2 separate regions of the Homo sapiens genome follow, and region 1 is linked to region 2. Evidence: read pairs that join two places in POLR2A ChIA-PET (ENCODE). Cell type or tissue: A673. All regions are shown on one strand.

The links. ChIA-PET counts read pairs that join two places held together with the same protein. Peaks named below come from ENCODE experiments on the same cell type or tissue, not always from the same donor. Only the 100,000 strongest peaks of a DNase experiment are listed, where the experiment ranks them.
Region 1: POLR2A ChIA-PET joins it to region 2 with 20 read pairs; 2 of 35 experiments call an interaction of 5 or more read pairs at or near these places.

The regions. Positions count from the first base shown.
Region 1 is chr22:33,032,250-33,040,249 of GRCh38, reverse strand. The region is part of intron 1 of SYN3 (synapsin III); the gene reads left to right. Among named protein-coding and RNA genes, the nearest start is that of SYN3, 22 kb to the left of the region's middle. In A673, no CTCF peak of the experiment used is centred here; no DNase peak of the experiment used is centred here.
Region 2 is chr22:32,075,145-32,083,144 of GRCh38, reverse strand. SLC5A1 (solute carrier family 5 member 1) reads right to left here. Exons shown (of 15, transcript NM_000343.4): 6 at 1,174-1,279; 7 at 1-71. Among named protein-coding and RNA genes, the nearest start is that of SLC5A1, 36 kb to the right of the region's middle. In A673, a CTCF peak has its summit at 2,010 (motif pointing right); DNase peaks (open chromatin) are centred at 2,054 and 3,834; H3K27me3 peaks cover 669 bases.

The sequences.
Region 1 (8,000 bases), 960 kb before region 2:
GCTGAGGCGGGAGATCACGGGGTCAGGAGATTGAGACCATCCTGGCTAACATGGATCTCTATTAAAATACAAAAATCTCTATTAAAAATACAAAAAATATATATTAAAAATACAAAAAAAATTAGCTGGGTGTGGTGGCGGGCAGTGAGCCGAGATCGCGCCACTGCACTCCAGCCTGGGCGACAGAGCGGGAGACTCCATCTCAAAAAAAAAAAGAAAAAAAAAGTGTATAATCTAGAGACATCTAAGAAACCAGTGATAATACAAGAGATGGAGCCACTCAGGTTTTTTGTTTCACAAATATCTTTTGACCATCTACTATGAGCTAACACTTTCTGGTAGGTGCTGGATGTATGACAGTGAAAAAAATAAGCAAAAATCCCTGTCTTTGTTTAGGTCACATACAAGTTGAAAGGGCACAGAAGTAATACACTACAAAAGTAAATATATAATATGTTAGATAATGGGTATGACAGAGAAAATACAGGGAAAGAGAGAGGGGTGTTGAGAGGAGGGCTACCATCTTTAAAAAGGTGACATTTGAGGCCAGGCGCGGTGGCTCACGCCCGTAATCCCAGCATTTTGGGAGGTCAAGGTGGGCGGATCACATGAGGTCACATGAGGTCAGGAGTTCGAGACCAGCCTGGCCAACATGATGAAACTCCGTTTCTACTAAAAATACAAAAAATTAGCCGGATGTGGTGGCAGGCACCTGTAATCACAGCTACTCAGGAGGCTGAGGCAGGAGAATCGCTTGAATGCAGGAGAATCGCTTGAACCCAGGAGGCGGAGGTTGCAGTGAGCCAAGATCATGCCACTGCACTCCAGCCTGGGTAACAGAGTGAGACTCTGTCTCAAAAAAAAAAAAAAAAAGTCACATTTGAATAAAGAGCTTAAGGAAGTAAGAGAATGTTATAAATATAAAAATATACAGGCTAAAACACCTCCTGGAGGCATCATGGCATAGTAGCTTTGAGCATGGACTTTAGGGTTAAGTAGACCTAAATTTGAATGCTGGCTCCACACCGTACTGCCCGGGTGACCTTAGACATGCTTTCTCACCCTGTTAAGTGTTGATGTCATTATCTATACGATAGGATTGGTGACACCCATCTCCCAGGATTGCCAGGAGCCTGGTGCACAGAGTCCTTGCTGAATAGCTCATCTTCAGAATGTTGAGGATGAGTCAGATGGAGGCATCTCAAAGGCTTTATGGAGAAGGGGCCCTGGGAGATGAGCCCTGGAGGACTTGAAGCAGGAATTCCTGCCCAGAACTCTCCGCTCTGCTGTTGCAGGTTTTGCAGAACAGAGTGCCAGGGACTTGGAGCAGAGATGCAGAAGCCCCAGAACAGCCCCGGGGCTTCCGCCTGCAGCTCAGGGATCCTTTGGCCAGGGTTTTGTAGTGCACTACCTCAGCTAATCATGGCACAGTTTAGGGGTGCGAGAGCTGCTCAGTTCTAATCTGACTCTTAAGATTTCCAACTTGACTCTTCTGTAAAATAGGATGACTGGCTGCCTTGGGTTTGGTGGCAGGGGCTCCAGGAACGTTGGATTTCTCCTTCCACTCCTGTCTGCCTCTTTAATAAAGTAGGGTGCAGCAGCACACTGGGGATGGGGCAGTCTTGGGTCCTGATGTCATGCCCAGTTCTGTGGCCCTAGAGGCTTTCTTGAAGGCCCCCAGAGCTTGCTTTTCTGCCATTCTGAGAAGGATTGTGTCCCTAAGCAGGTCTGGACCCTGGGGGAAAGGATGTGAGAATTGCTCAATCGGAGCTCACAGTGGAGGTTAAGAGAGCGTGGGTGGGCTGGAAGGCAAGTCGGCTTTTCTTCAGCAGCTCAACCAGACAGTGCAGCAGGAATGACTGTTTTCTGCAGAGCTGGAGGAGGCAGCGCCGCAGCAGTAATCCCCATCCTGGCTGTGAAAAATCCCTTCCTTGCCTGCAAGTGACAGCAGCTAGGGATCTTTTGGTGGAATCTGATGCCAGGATGTGAAGGCTCTGCTTCCCTCTGCCTATGGCGTGCCATCAACCTTAGGGATCCTGGTGCCTGGCCTAAGGGGGCATTACTGCTGTTTGGCAAAATCCCAGCCACTTCCCAGGGCTCAGGAAGCAGCTTTTGGTGGGGAGCCTGGGAGGCAGCAGCCCCTGATGAGAAAGAGAGCCAGCAGGGCACCGGATTGCCTGGGTATTCTTTTAATCTAGTTCTTTTTTCTGGTTTCATTTTCTCGATCTTTTGTTTTTATTCCTTTTTTTTTTTAACTTCATGCATTCTTATTTTATTCATTCACTGCATTTTTCTTCTTTACTTTCTTCCATCCTAATTTTTACCTTTCTTTTTCTCTTTCTTCTCCTTTTCTTTCCTGCCTTTCATCTACTTATTTGTTAATTCAGTATTAATCCATCTAGCATTTTCTCAGCCTCTTGCTAGAGCTGGAGGTGCAGGTAACACCTTCCTTTCCCTCTGGAGGAGCTCAGACACTGTGGGAATGTGGGGAGAAGACACAGGCAAGCAGGCAGGAGTGGTAGTTAAAAGCCTGTTAGTTCTAGACTCTGCAGTCCCACCAGTGGCTTCTTCACTGGGTTACCTTAGGCAAATTACCGAACCTTTCTGAGTCTCGGATGCTTCAGCGTAAAATCAGGATAACAGAAGCTTCTTCATTGGATTGCTGGAAACACTAGAGAGAGTGCAGGGAAACTGCCTAGCCAAGTGCCTGGCATGTACAAGAATGCAACAGACTATGATTAATATAGTTTGACAAACACTATTAGAAATCAGGATAAAGGAAAGCAGAGAAATAAAATACTTTTCTGGGTCTGGTTCTTGCTCTTGAAAGTGAGAATCAAGATAGGCACCTGAGTTCTTCAGGACTGAGCCCCTCAATTTCAAATGAGGAAAGAAGCCCAGTGGTAGGTTGTATGGGGAGAAAGGAGCTCAGACTTTGGAGCCAGAACATCTGGGCCCAAAAAATCTGGGCAGCAAGCGGGCAAGTGACGCCACCTTTCTGAGCCTTAGTTTTCTCCATATGTGAAGCAGAGATAATAACAAAGGATTGCCATACATGGGAGGAAAAAACCCACTTTTTCTGCTATTTGTCTTAGGTGCATTGGCTGCGGCCCTGTAAATAAACTAATGAAAGATTAACAAGAGAAAAACAAACAGAAGTTTATGAGGTGCATATACTTAATTTATTAAGTGCAGCTGTGCATACACTTGGAAGCGCTGGGAGTTCAGTAACTCAAAGGGGTGATTGGAACTTGGGCTTGGCCGGGCATGATGGCTCACGCCTATAATCCCAGCACTTTGGGAGGCCGAGGTGGGCGGATCACCTGAGGTCAGGAGTTCAAGACCAGCCTGACCGACATGGAGAAACCCCGTCTCTACTAAAAATACAAAATTAGCCTGGTGTGGTGGTGCATACTTGTAATCCCAGCTACTCAGGAGGCTGAGGCAGGAGAATCAATTGAACCTGGGAGGCGGAGGTTGTGGTGGGCCGAGATCGCGGCATTGCCCTCCAGCCTGGGCAACAAGAGCGCAACTCTGTCTCAAAAAAAAAAAAAAAAAAAAAAAAAAAAAAGAACTTGGGCTTTACAGCATTTAAAAAAATTTTTTTAGACAAGGGACAAGACAAAGAAAAGGATTTTGAATTTCCAGGGCAGCAAATTGTGGAAAGTAAATATATGGGGAAGCTGATAGAAGCCAGTAAAGTTCGTTATATAGATGCCTCTGGTGCCTTGGGCTGATGAGGGTTTAAAGTTATCAGTGATTAATTTCTGTCCTTTCTGCTGGAGGTTTAGGGGATCAGCTTTGCAAATTTCTGTCCTGCTTTTAGGCAAACACAGGGAGGGCAGAGAGCTTTTCTTATATCTGCTTCTTCTCAACTGCCTTCAGCTCAAAATAATCCTTATGCCAAAGTGGTATATTTTGGGATAGCGTATTCTGGTCCCCTATGACAACTGAAATGAGTGACTGAAGCATAAGTCTCAATCATCGAGGTTTATGAAGGCAGCTTCAGGGCACGTCTGGGAAAAACATAAGCCACAGACACATCTGAGGCTGCTTTTCCGAGGAGGTTTTCAGGAAATTTAGTCTTTATACATTTTCTTAAAGAGGAGGAAGGCATGTAGGAAGAGGGGCAGGTAGGCGGTAAGGCAAATGCTTATACTCTTGTGAGACTTTCCTTAGTGCCCGGTAAATCTCCATTTTACATAAGATAAGGTGAATGATGAAGAGAAAAAAGGAGTAAAGGAAGAGTCAGTTATGGATGTCTCTGGGTGGTTGGAGAATGAGTCTTGACTTTGTCCTGGACCTGGGAAGATAAGCTTATAGTCAACGTTATTAGCTTATTATAATGTAGAATCAGAGCTAGACTTAGGCTGGTGCTGTGGCTCATGCCTGTAATCCCAACACTTTGGTAGACAGAAGGCAGGAGGATCACTTGAGGCCAGGAGTTTGAGACCAGCTTAGGCAACATATCAAGACCCCTGTCTCCACAATAAAAAATGAAAAATTATCTGGGCCTTGTGGTACGTGCCTATAGTTCTAGCTACTCAGGATGCTGATGTGGGAGGATCACTTGACTCCAGGAGTATGAGTCTGCAGTCAGCTGTGATCGTGCTACTGCACTCCAGCCTGGGTGACAGGGCAAGACCGTGTCTCAAATAAAAATAAAGACCTTGATTTAGATCGTAGACCTAAAGTTACATTTGGCACGTCCTTGTTTATGGGAGGGCAGCCAAGGTCACTTTTGAATGATCTTTGGGGGCAGTCCTTTGCAGATGCCTGAGGCCTTCCACCTTTCCACGGGGACCTGGCTGATGCATAATGTAACAGCTATTCATTTGGAAGAGGGTGTTGCAATGACTCAGCTTCTGGGCTTAACTGTCCCTTTTGCATAAGAAGTTTGGTGGCGGGGGGGGGGGGGGTCCCGAGATTTTTAATTTTTCTTTCCACCTACAACTGTTAGGATTAATTGGTTTAATATATGAACAAAGTTTAAAATAGTACCTAGCACTTAGGAAATGTTAAATGAATAGCTGCTATTATTATTATTATTACTATCATCGTCATCATTATCATTGTTACTGTCGCATAGAAAGCCAGTGCTGGTGACCGCCCAGCTTCCTTTAGTGACAATATGCCCACCCCACTCCTTTCCTTCAGCAGTAAAGCTGCCTGTTGCTAGCCTACAAATGGGGAACGTGTCCCCATACTTGCCACTGAGCCTGCTGTTTATGGAATTTTCTGAGCCAGTGACCAGATTGGGCTCCCAAGGTGAAGGGCACTGCAGTGGCTGCCACAGAGTCCTGCCCAGAAGGCATCAGGTATCAAAGAGAACCCTATTGATCTTGGCACCAGGAGAGGAGACACAAGGGCCGGGCAGCAGACCAGGATATCATAGTGGTTGAAGGGCTGCATCTCGAGATAGACTAGACAGATCCAAAGGCAAGATTTGCCTCTTCCCTGGTGCATGATGTTCTGCAAGTTGCTGAAGCCCCCTGAGCTTCGGTTTCCTCATGCGTAAAATGGGGTTAAAAATAGTTTTTGCTTTACGGGGTTGTGTGAGGAATGATGATATGGTGCTTGTAATTCGCTCAGTGCTTGAGTAAACAGCCACATGATGGTTGTTCTTATTATTTAGTTATTTAGGAGAAAAATGCTCCCCGTCTGGAGAGAGGGTGAAGTGAGTCACTAGAAAGTAGTACATACTGGCCGAGCGTGGTGGCTCACCCCTGTAATCCCAGCACTTTGGGAGGCCGAGGTGGGCAGATCACAAGGTCAGGAGTTTAAGACCAACCTGGCCAACATCGTGAAACCCCGTCTCTACTAAAATATAAAAATTAGCTGGGGGTGTGGCGATGGGCACCTGTAATCCCACCTACTCGGGAGGCTGAGGTAGGAGAATTGCTTGAACCCAGGAGGCGGAGGTTGCAGTGAGTCAAGATCGTGCCACTGCACTCCAGCCTAGACAACAGAGCAAGACTCTGTCTTGAAAGAAAGAAAGAAAGCAAGTAGTACATACAGATATCCTGAGAACTTGTCTTTTAATTGTGTGTGTGTGTTTTTTTTTAACACAGAGTCTTGCTCTGTCACCTAGGTTGGAGAGCAGTGGCACAATCTCGACTCACTGCAACCTCCGCCTCCTGGGTTCAAGTGATTCTCTTGCCTCAGCCTCCCGAGTAGCTGGGATTACAGGTGTGCACCATCACACCGGGCTAATTTTTGTACTTCTAGTAGAGATGGGGGTTTCATTGTGTTGGCCAGGCTGATGTTGAACTCCCAACCTCAGGTGATCCACCCGCCTCAGCCTCCCAAAGTGCTGGGATTATAGGCGTGAACCACCGTGCCTGGCTAATTGTGATGGTTTTTAATTGTGATCATTGTACCTTGGAGACCTGTGTTGTGGCTTTGGCCTTGCGTCTGCTTGGCTGAGTGACCCTGGACAAGTCTGTTCCCTCGTCTGCACCTAGTCTCCCCGTTGGCTAATCAGAGTTGCAGAGGCTGGAGTAGGAGTGCCACAGTGCGCAGTGCTATTATTCCACAGGAATCTCTCTCCCAGAAACTGTTTCTACCAGCCCAGAGCCCATGACCTCCTGGACACCCAGAGTCCCCCAAGACATTGGCCCCTTGTGAGTTCTGTGTGCAGGCCCTGGGTGAGGCAGTGAGACTAGGGGGCTGAGTGAGAAGGGTCCCAGGCCATTCCATGGGGGAGTCTGACAGGAAATAAAGCCCTCTGGCTAAACAGAAAATACCGTGGGATAATGGAAGAAGTGCGTAGTTAAGGGTGAGAGGTGCTGGGGGTTACAACAGAACTCTGATGAGGTGACATTGGGGTGGGACCAAAATGACAAGGAGGGAGCAAGGAAAGAACATTCCAGGCAGGGGAACAGCCGGTGCAAAGGCCTGTGAGCAAGAAAACCAAGCTCTACAACATATTTTAAAGAAGTTTATTCTGGGCTGGGCCTGGTGGCTCATGCCTGTAATCCCAGCACTTTGGGAGGCTGAGGTGGGTGGATCACCTGAAGTCAGGAGTTCGAGATCAGCCTGGCCAACATGGTGAAAGCCGGCCAACATGGTGAAACCCCGTCTCTACTAAAAATACAAAAAATTAGCTGGGCGTGGTGGTGGGTGCCTGTAGTCCCAGCTACTTGGGAGGCCGAGGTTGCAGTGAGCTGAGGTCACACCATTGCTCTCCGGCCTCAGCAACAAGAGCGAAACTCCATCTCAAAAAAAAAAAAAGTTTATTCTGAGCACACATGGGTGACCTAGGCCTAGAGAGCAGTCGAGAGGCCCTGAGAACGTGTGCCTGAGGCCATCAGGTTACAGTTTGGTTTCATACATTTCATGGAAACAGGAAATATAAGTAAAATCATAAATCAACACATGGAAGGTATACATTGGTTCGGCACAAAAAAGCAGTACATCTTGAAGCTGGGGCGGGTGGTGTTGGGGTGCTTACAAATCATAGATGGGTTTTAGAGATTCTTTAGTTGGCAGTTGGTTGAAAGAGTCCAGCTTTGTCTAAAGGCTTAAAGGAATGCTTCAGTAAAGACACCAGAGTCAGGTTGGAAAGTAAGCTACCTTATATGGGATGAATTAAAAAAAAAAATTTAACAGGATTTTATGGTTTGTAGGGCATGACTTAATGTTTGCCTTGTGTGGCCTCAGGTCTTGTTTATAATTTGGTACCTTATTGTCACAAAGACTAAAATTTTGTTAGTCTAATGATCTTTTTAACTTTTTTTTTTTTTGAGATGGAGTCTTGCTCTGTCACCCAGGCTGGAGTGCAGTGGCACGATCTCAGCTTATTGCAACCTTCGTCTCTCAGGTTCAAGCAATTCTCCTGCCTCAGCCTCCCAAGTAGCTATTACAGGTGCCCACCACCAGGCCCAGCTAATTTTTGTATTTTTAGTAGAGACAGAGTTTCGCCATGTTGGCCAGGCTGGTCTCGAACACCTGACCTCATGTGATCCACCTGCTTCAGCCTCCCTAAGTGCTGGGATTAC
Region 2 (8,000 bases):
CAGGATTAAAGACCCCACCAGCATGATCACCGTCTGCAAGGTGTCCGTGTAAATCACCGCCGCCAGGCCCCCTAAGCAGGCAAGAAGACAACACATCTGACCTCGTGTGGAGGGTGACCTGTCTACTTGCTTCCTTCCCCACTCTCCACCCTCTACTTCTGCTGGCCTTCTGAGAACATCCCCACAGTGGTTTGCCTGCCTCTCCTTCCTTCCCTCCCTTGTCCTGTTACAGTATTTTGCTATTCAGCATGTTCCCACAGCTCCACCTGTCATAGAAGTGGCGAATGTTTCTCCCTACTTGAGGGGAAAGAGTCTGGTGTGACCCTTTTGAGCCAGAAGATGGCTCAAAGGAGATGACTCCTCTGTGGTAAGAAGAAGCGTCTTCCACACACAAGGCAGGGAGGAGCAAAGAGCTGGCTGTGGAGATGGTGGGACATATGTCTACCTTTTTCTTAGTCCCCAAAGCTGTGGGGCTGCAGTCAAGCAGCAAGTTCTAAAGCTGATCCCTCCCACCCCCACCAAGGAGGCAGAGTGACCCCTCTGCAAAGGAGCCCCAATTGCTATTTATGCACCAGCTTCTTGGGTGGCCACTTGAGTCCTCTTCTGAAACCTCTGTGTGTGAGTCACTGCCTTTCTCCCTCCTTACAGGGGCTCCCAGTCCCTGACACATCAAATCCAAGGCCTCTGCCTGGCTTTCCAAACCCCAGTATACTGTGTTCAAAACACACAGTATGCTGTGACCTCATCTGAACTATCAAGCTATATGGTCCCCACAAACCCCCACGATCCTTCAGTGGCCACCCTCCTCCAGCCAAGAGCATCTGCGTGCCCACCCTGCCTCCACTCCCCTGTGCTCACTTATTTCTGCACCTGCCACTGCTCTGATTCTCCCACCTTAGCTAAGTCATCTCCACAACCCACAGGGCCCAGCTCTGCATGCACTCCTGTGAGAAGCTGCCCTGACTATCCCAGCCAACACCACAGCTTTCTGAAACCACTTGTATAACTTGGAGGGTCTATGAGTTGGTACTAAGCAAATACCTCACTCCCAAACTCTTACCTGAGTGTATCTCTCCTCAAGAAGAGAAACCACCTCTCCTACTTCCCTTTATCCTTCACTAGTGCCTGATCCCGAGCTGGGTTTGAGGTGCTGGTTTATTTGAATGGACTCACCTGTAATTGTGTAAAGGGCAGTGATTGCCAATAAGAGAAAGATGGCTAAATACAGATTCAGGCCTAAGGCCAGATTGATGAATATGGCCCCCGAGAAGATGTCTGCCTGGAAGGAGAGGAGAGGCGGAGTTAGGAGGGAGAGTGGTCAGCTGCCTACAGGGCCTGTAGTCTCTCTACTCCTGATTTTCCAAGCAAGCTTTATTCAAGATGATAATACGTATTCCATGAGAAAAAGAATTCCATGGTCAAAAAGGTCTATAAAATGCTAAACAGAATTAAGGCAGTTTCTTTGCCACACAACTTTTCTGAGCCTTTAATATATGCCATGTACAGTCATCCCCAGGGAGGGAACACGGTACATGACATCTCACAAACTCACTCAACTATTGAACTCTTTTTGCCAAGGAACAGCTATTAACACTTAGAGGTTCCTTGCAAGTCACCTGTAGACTGTTGCTCTGAGCTATTGTCCATCTTTTGCACCTCAGTGTACACAGGTTTATCAGAGCTCGTCCCCAAAAGCAAGTCTGAGTGCTGGAGAGTCCATAAGTGAGAAACCCCACCCCCACCCAGGAGCGGGGAGAAACTTAGCAAGTTTGTAATTTTAACTCCCCAACCCGGATGCAGTCCATCTTGACTCAGACACAACCAGAACATCACCAAGCACCTCTTACATAGCAGGCTTGGTACTTGCTGGTTTTATTTAGATTATTTCATGTAATTTCTGGGAGAATTGCTCCCTCCTCACTCCTGAATTCTTGATGCAGTTCTTCCATCTTCACCCTTTCTCCTCCTTCCTGTCTCTTTCAGCCTTCTCCTAATGAACCTTCTACCTGGCTGGATGGTGCAGTTGCTCATATAAACCAGCAGAGAGCACCAGGGTCACCCCAAATGCATGTTCATGTCATCTCCAAAACAATACCAGGGAGGGTAGTATTAAGGGATGATCATGGTGAGTCTTTTTTATTTATTTATTTTTTGACAGAGTCTCACTCTGTCGCCCGGGCTAGAGTGCAGTGGTGCGATCTCAACTCACTGCAACCTCTGCCTCCTGGGTTCAAGCGATTCTCCTGCCTCAGCCTCCTGAGTAGCTGGGATTACATGTGTGCACCACCACACCCAGCTAATTTTTGTATTTTTAGTAGAGACAGGATTTCACCATGTTGGTCAGGCTGGTCTCGAACTCCTGACCTCGTGATCTGCCTGCCTTGGACTCCCAAAGTGCTGGGATTACAGGCGTGAGCCACTGCGCCCAGCTGAGTCTTTTGTTTTCAAATCTCCAGGTGTGGACGAAACTGGACTTCCCTAGATGGAATGAATGCACGAACTGTTTTCACTGCACAAACCCTAACATTTCACGGCACGCAAACAGCACCCAGACGGAGCCTTGGGGATGGGCCAGCAGGGTTGGACTCTTACTTCTCACATCTCCTCTTATATCTTGCATCTCCTCTCTAGTTCCGTTTCCCAGTCCCCATCCCATTGCTGCTCCTGAGGGCCCTCCAGTGTTTAAGTTTCCCACCATACCTGCCTGTCCCTCCTATGAGAATCTCCTATTCCCTCCCTCCATCAGTTAGCAAAGAGCACATCTAATACCAACTCCATGCTTCTGAGCTAACACGTGAGCCCTGGAGGGTGATTCGACCTCCTTCCCGAAGGTGGGCCTTTTGAGGACCTGATGCCATAGTTCCCCTCTGCCCAGATCTCCCCTGAAGATTCTCTCACCCAGGGGACCCAATGTCACCATCTTCCCTGGTGAAGGAGGGGAGGCAGAGCCAGGAGGTGGGAGGAGAGATGGTGAGTTAGAAAGAAACTCCTCTCTCCCTGGAGTTAGCAGTCAGAAGAACCAGCATTTTAGCCCCAGTGCCGCCACTCTAGGCCTGCAAACCTTTGGGCAAAACATTTCCCCTCTCTAATTCTCAGTGTCCTCGTGTTTATGCAGGAAGTCCTGGCTCCAGGGACTTGTGATTCTCAGTGGTTGGAAGTGGGAAAGGTCTGCAGTGAGGAAAGCATTCTTCTCCCGGGTTCTGGACCGCTTCCATTCTGCCTTGCCCTCTGCAGTAGCCCAAGAGGAGGAAGGCGCCTCTGCTGTGCATAAGTCTTGCCAAAAGTGAAATGGCCACTTCTTCCTGACTCTGCACACTGGGCCATTTGAAATTGTAATGAATATTTATAATGCTGGTCCCTCTCCTCTCATGCCTCTACACAGTCACATAAAGTTACTTAAATTCAAGGGGCCCCATTCACTGATTGCAGTGAAATTCTGTTAAATGCACACACGTTTGATTTGGTGGATTAGCTAATAAGTGTAAATAAGATAGGAAAAGATTACAAAGCTGACACTGCCTTTAAACTGCCCTTGGTTGATTTTCCAGAGTAGTTAATTTTTAATGCTTTATGACAACATGCCATCGTAGACTGTGATACCCTCATTAATATGTGCCTTGCTGTCATTAGTCACAAAGAGGCAACACATAAGTTATAAGATAATGCTATAAATGACCTCTATAAAGACTTCTGAAAAGTGTTGGGCTAATAAAAGTCTTGTTTTTATGATATTCTATTTCCTTCTAACAGTACAGATAAAGGATTCTAAGGAAACCTCCCTGGTGAATTGAAGAAACCTAGGACAAATTCTTCCTCGCATGAGTCATTCTAACTTCAGAGATGAATTCTGCCTTGGCATGCCAAAGGCCAGGCTGGGAATACCTTAGCTAAGCTTATGTAGCTGACTCCAGCTGAGCAAGGCCACTCTAGTCTGGGTGCTCTGACATTAGTCTTTGGTCCTTCCTAGCTGCCAAACAAACCCACTAGGGTTGTTTTTTTTTGTTTGTTTGTTTGTTTGTTTTCTTTTCTTCATGTTCAGAGAGTTTTACAGTTTACCAAGGACATTTAGGCACATGCGTTATTTTGATCCTCAAAACAACATTGAAAAGTAAGGGACCTCCTTTCTGCTTTCTGGAATATTTTCTACAGAGAGCAAGGTCTTTTTTTTTTTTTTTTTTTTTTTTTTTTTTGGAGACAGAGTCTTGCTCTTTCGCCAGGCTGGAGTGCAGTGGCACAATCTCGGCTCACTGCAACCTCCATCTCCCAGGTTCAAGTGATTCCCCTGCCTCAGCCTCCTGAGTAGCTAGGACTACAGTTGCGTGCCACCATGCCTGGCTAATTTTTTTTGTATTTTAGTAGAGACAGGGTTTCACCCTGTTGGCCAGAATGGTCTCAATCTCCTGATCTTGTGATCCACCCACCTCAGCCTCCCAAACTACTGGGATTACAGGCCTGAGCCACCATGCTCAGCCAGCAAGGTCTTTTTTAGCAACAAAGAAAAAGTTTTTAATTTACTTTTAAAATAAAATCTCAAATAAAATAATGTATGTGTGGGGGGTTAAAATAAACACCACAGGCCAGGCACAGTGGCTTATGCCTGTAATCCCAGCACTTTGGGAGGCTGAGGCAAGCAGATCACTTGAGGTCAGGAGTTTGAGACACCAGCCTGGCCAACATGGTAAAACCCTGTCTCTACTAAAAATACAAAAATTAGCCAGGTGTGGTGGCGCATGCCTGTAATCTCAGCTAACTGGGAGGCCGAGGCAGGAGAATTGCTTGAACCTGGGAGGCAGAGGTTGCAGTGAGCCGAGATTGTGCCACTGTACTCCAGCCTGGGTGATAGAGTTTTGCTCAAAAAAAAAGAAAAACAAATAAAAATTGAATAAATAAATAACCGCAGAAGTTACACACTGAAAAGTAAAAGTAGCCCAGAAGTGACCACTGTCAAGAGATTTTTGTCCACCAGAGGATTTTTAAATGGCTTTCTAAAAATTATATGTCAACAGTTATGTTCTGCAGCCCCTAAAAATAATAATTATGAAAACTGAAACTGGAACATTTACAATTTGATGGTAGGGGTGGGGAGAAGACAACAAAATGATGCGCATATTCTAATTGCAACTTTGTGAAAGAATACACACAATTTGAGCAAGGCCAAAATATGAAAATATTGGTATTGGAGTTAAAGTGTGCATCTCCCACCCCAAGATTTTTAAATGCCAATGTTACATTTTTCCTACAGTTTCAAAAGTGCAGGAAGCAGAAATTTTAAAACAGAATATATTCTTTATGGCTATACGGGTACCCATATATATATGTAGTAAAAATATAAAAACATAGTCTAGAAGAATCCACACCAAGTTCAAGACAGCATTCACCTTTTAGGAAAGAGGAAAATGAGACCAAGAAAAGGGTATAAATAGGTCTTCGGCTATATCTGTAATGTTTTATTTCTTTTCTACAAATAATATATTGTTAAGATCTATAAAATCTGAGTGGTGAATATAAGGGTGTTTGCTATATTCTTTCTGCATTCCTGTATATTTGAAGTATTTCATTAAATTTTTTATCATAAAAATAGGGGACTGTATAGGGAATGCAGCACCAGCTTTGATATAAAAGAACTGTCCTGTCATCCTATGAGACCATTTGTTTCACAGCTTATCCCAGATTGCTCTTTCCCTAAATTAATGTTAGCCCTTAAAAGAGAGTAGGGGGAAGGATGGAGGGAGGGAAAGGAAAGGGAAGGGAGAGAAGGAAAGAGAGAACGAAAGGAAGGAAGAAGGGGAAAGGAAGAAAGTGAAAAAAGGGGGAGAGAGGAAGGGGGAGGGAAGGAAGGAAAGAAAGGGAAGGTAACAGAGGGAGAGAGAAAGAAAGGAGAGAAGGAGGGAGTGAAGGAAGGGAGGGAGGGAAGGAAGGAAGGAAAGAAGGAAGGAAAGAGGGAAAGGGGAGGCAGAAGGGAAAGAAGAAAATTTCTCCAATGCTGCTAAGCAAAACCAACTTGAAGTGAAATAAAAAATTATGGTCCTCTAGATCAAGAATTTGCAAACTTTCTCTGTAAAGGGCCCGGGAGTAAATGTTTTATGCTTTGCATTTACTGTCTCTGTCACACTCTGTTGTTAAAGCATAAAAGCAGCCACAGACAACACAAACAATGGGCTTGGCTGGGCTCCAGTAAAACTTTACTTACAAAAATAGATCGTGTGTTGGATTTAGCCCAGGGGTGTTGTTCCCATCACGTTGAAAATTTGGCTGAACGATGTCCATGGAATTCATGGGGAATAAAAATACAGACCCCCGTTGGAAAGCATCTGCAAGTAACTGAGTCTCTGATTGGGAGCTTGGGCATGTTGCTTCGCCTTGGCTCTGATGTTTTGAGATCCAGTGATTTTATATGTGTGTGTTTGCTGTCCATTCTGGTCGTAACCAAGATGTATTTGAGCATTCGATAAATCCTGCCTAGCCTCGCAGTTTCAGATGGTGAAGCCCCATTACTCAAATTTCTCTTTCCACTTGTGAAAGTGAGTGGCCCTGGGAATGAGCATTCAAATCTTAAGCAAAAGCAAAAGCTCTTCTTTTCACCCAAGGATCCAAAATGGACAGCAGAATTGCTGTAAACATTTACTGTAGCTGTGATCTGTGATAACAGCCCTAGGAAACACAAATGGGGACATGAACATTCAGTCATCACATGTAAGTCATAAAATCTGAGGCTTTATCTCCAGGGATTGTGCACATTTGCATAAGATGCACATGCCGGGAAATTTTACAGAATGGAATGCTTCTCAGAGCTTGATAAGGCAGGTGCTCGAGGGAGCCAATAAAATTCAGGAGCTCATGGAAGGACAATCAGTTCTGAGTCTCAGAGCCCAAAAATACGTGACCAAAAGATGGTAGCCATAGCCAACGCTCCACATCACAGCTGCCAATGGCCTGGGCCACATCTGGGCTCTGCACCTACAATGCCCTGTACTTTCTCCTCTCTCCCATTAATTACAACCCCACTGGATCCCTACATTCTCCCCAAGCCTTCGTGGCAGGTCCCTGGTTGTTCGCTCTCTGGACAGGAATCTCACACTAACCCTCCTCTCTTCTCACCCATCACAAACCATCCGTGCCCTTCCACACACACACACAATTGGTGAATCTTGGTTTGTGTGGAATATAAATGCCTTATCACCGTATTTTGTTAATGAACAGTTATTTTCTTTTGTCCATGAGCCCTGCATTCCTGTGTGTCTTGAAGTGAGCTTCTAGCAGGTACAGTTGATATCGGTGTAATTCTTTTTAAAATTTCAATGCTCTGTGACCCATGTTGAACCTAAAACCAGCCGAATTTACGAAGACAAAGCCTTGCCTGTCTGCATCCCTCCCTACCCTACCCCCTGCCCAGATGTCCCTCCTTCAGATCCTTCATATACCCAGTGTGCAGCTGATGTTCTCTCCCCATAGTCCTCTCAAATCCTACTCTTGGCAACTCATTTATATTGTGAGGTTCATTTAACTGGCTCTCTTCATTTTTCCCAGGGTCTTGAATTCTAACCTACTCTGTACTGGAAGAATGAAAGACTTAGAAGGTAGGGGGCATATAATGTCAAAAGGTTTAGATTCAGTGTCAGGAAATCTGCTTCTCATCCCAGTTCTGCTCCTGTTTAACCCCTCATAGTCCCTTCCCCTGTCTGGACCTCAGTTTCTCCATCTGTAAAATGAAAGCGCAGAACATAAGACCACATGATCTATCCCATCCCCTCATTCTATGCCTTCATCCCACCCAAGCACAGGGCAGAACACTGAGAACAGACTTTGGCACTGGAGAGACCCTGCTCCCAGTTCTGGCTTTGCCACGTACTAGCTGTGTAATTTGGGGAAATTACCTAACTTCTCTGAGACTCAGTTTTCTCTCCCATAAAATGGAAAATAAAATAAAAATCCCAGCCAGATGTGGTGGCTCACACCTGTAATCCCAGCACTTTGGGAGGTCAAGGCAAGAGGATCACTTG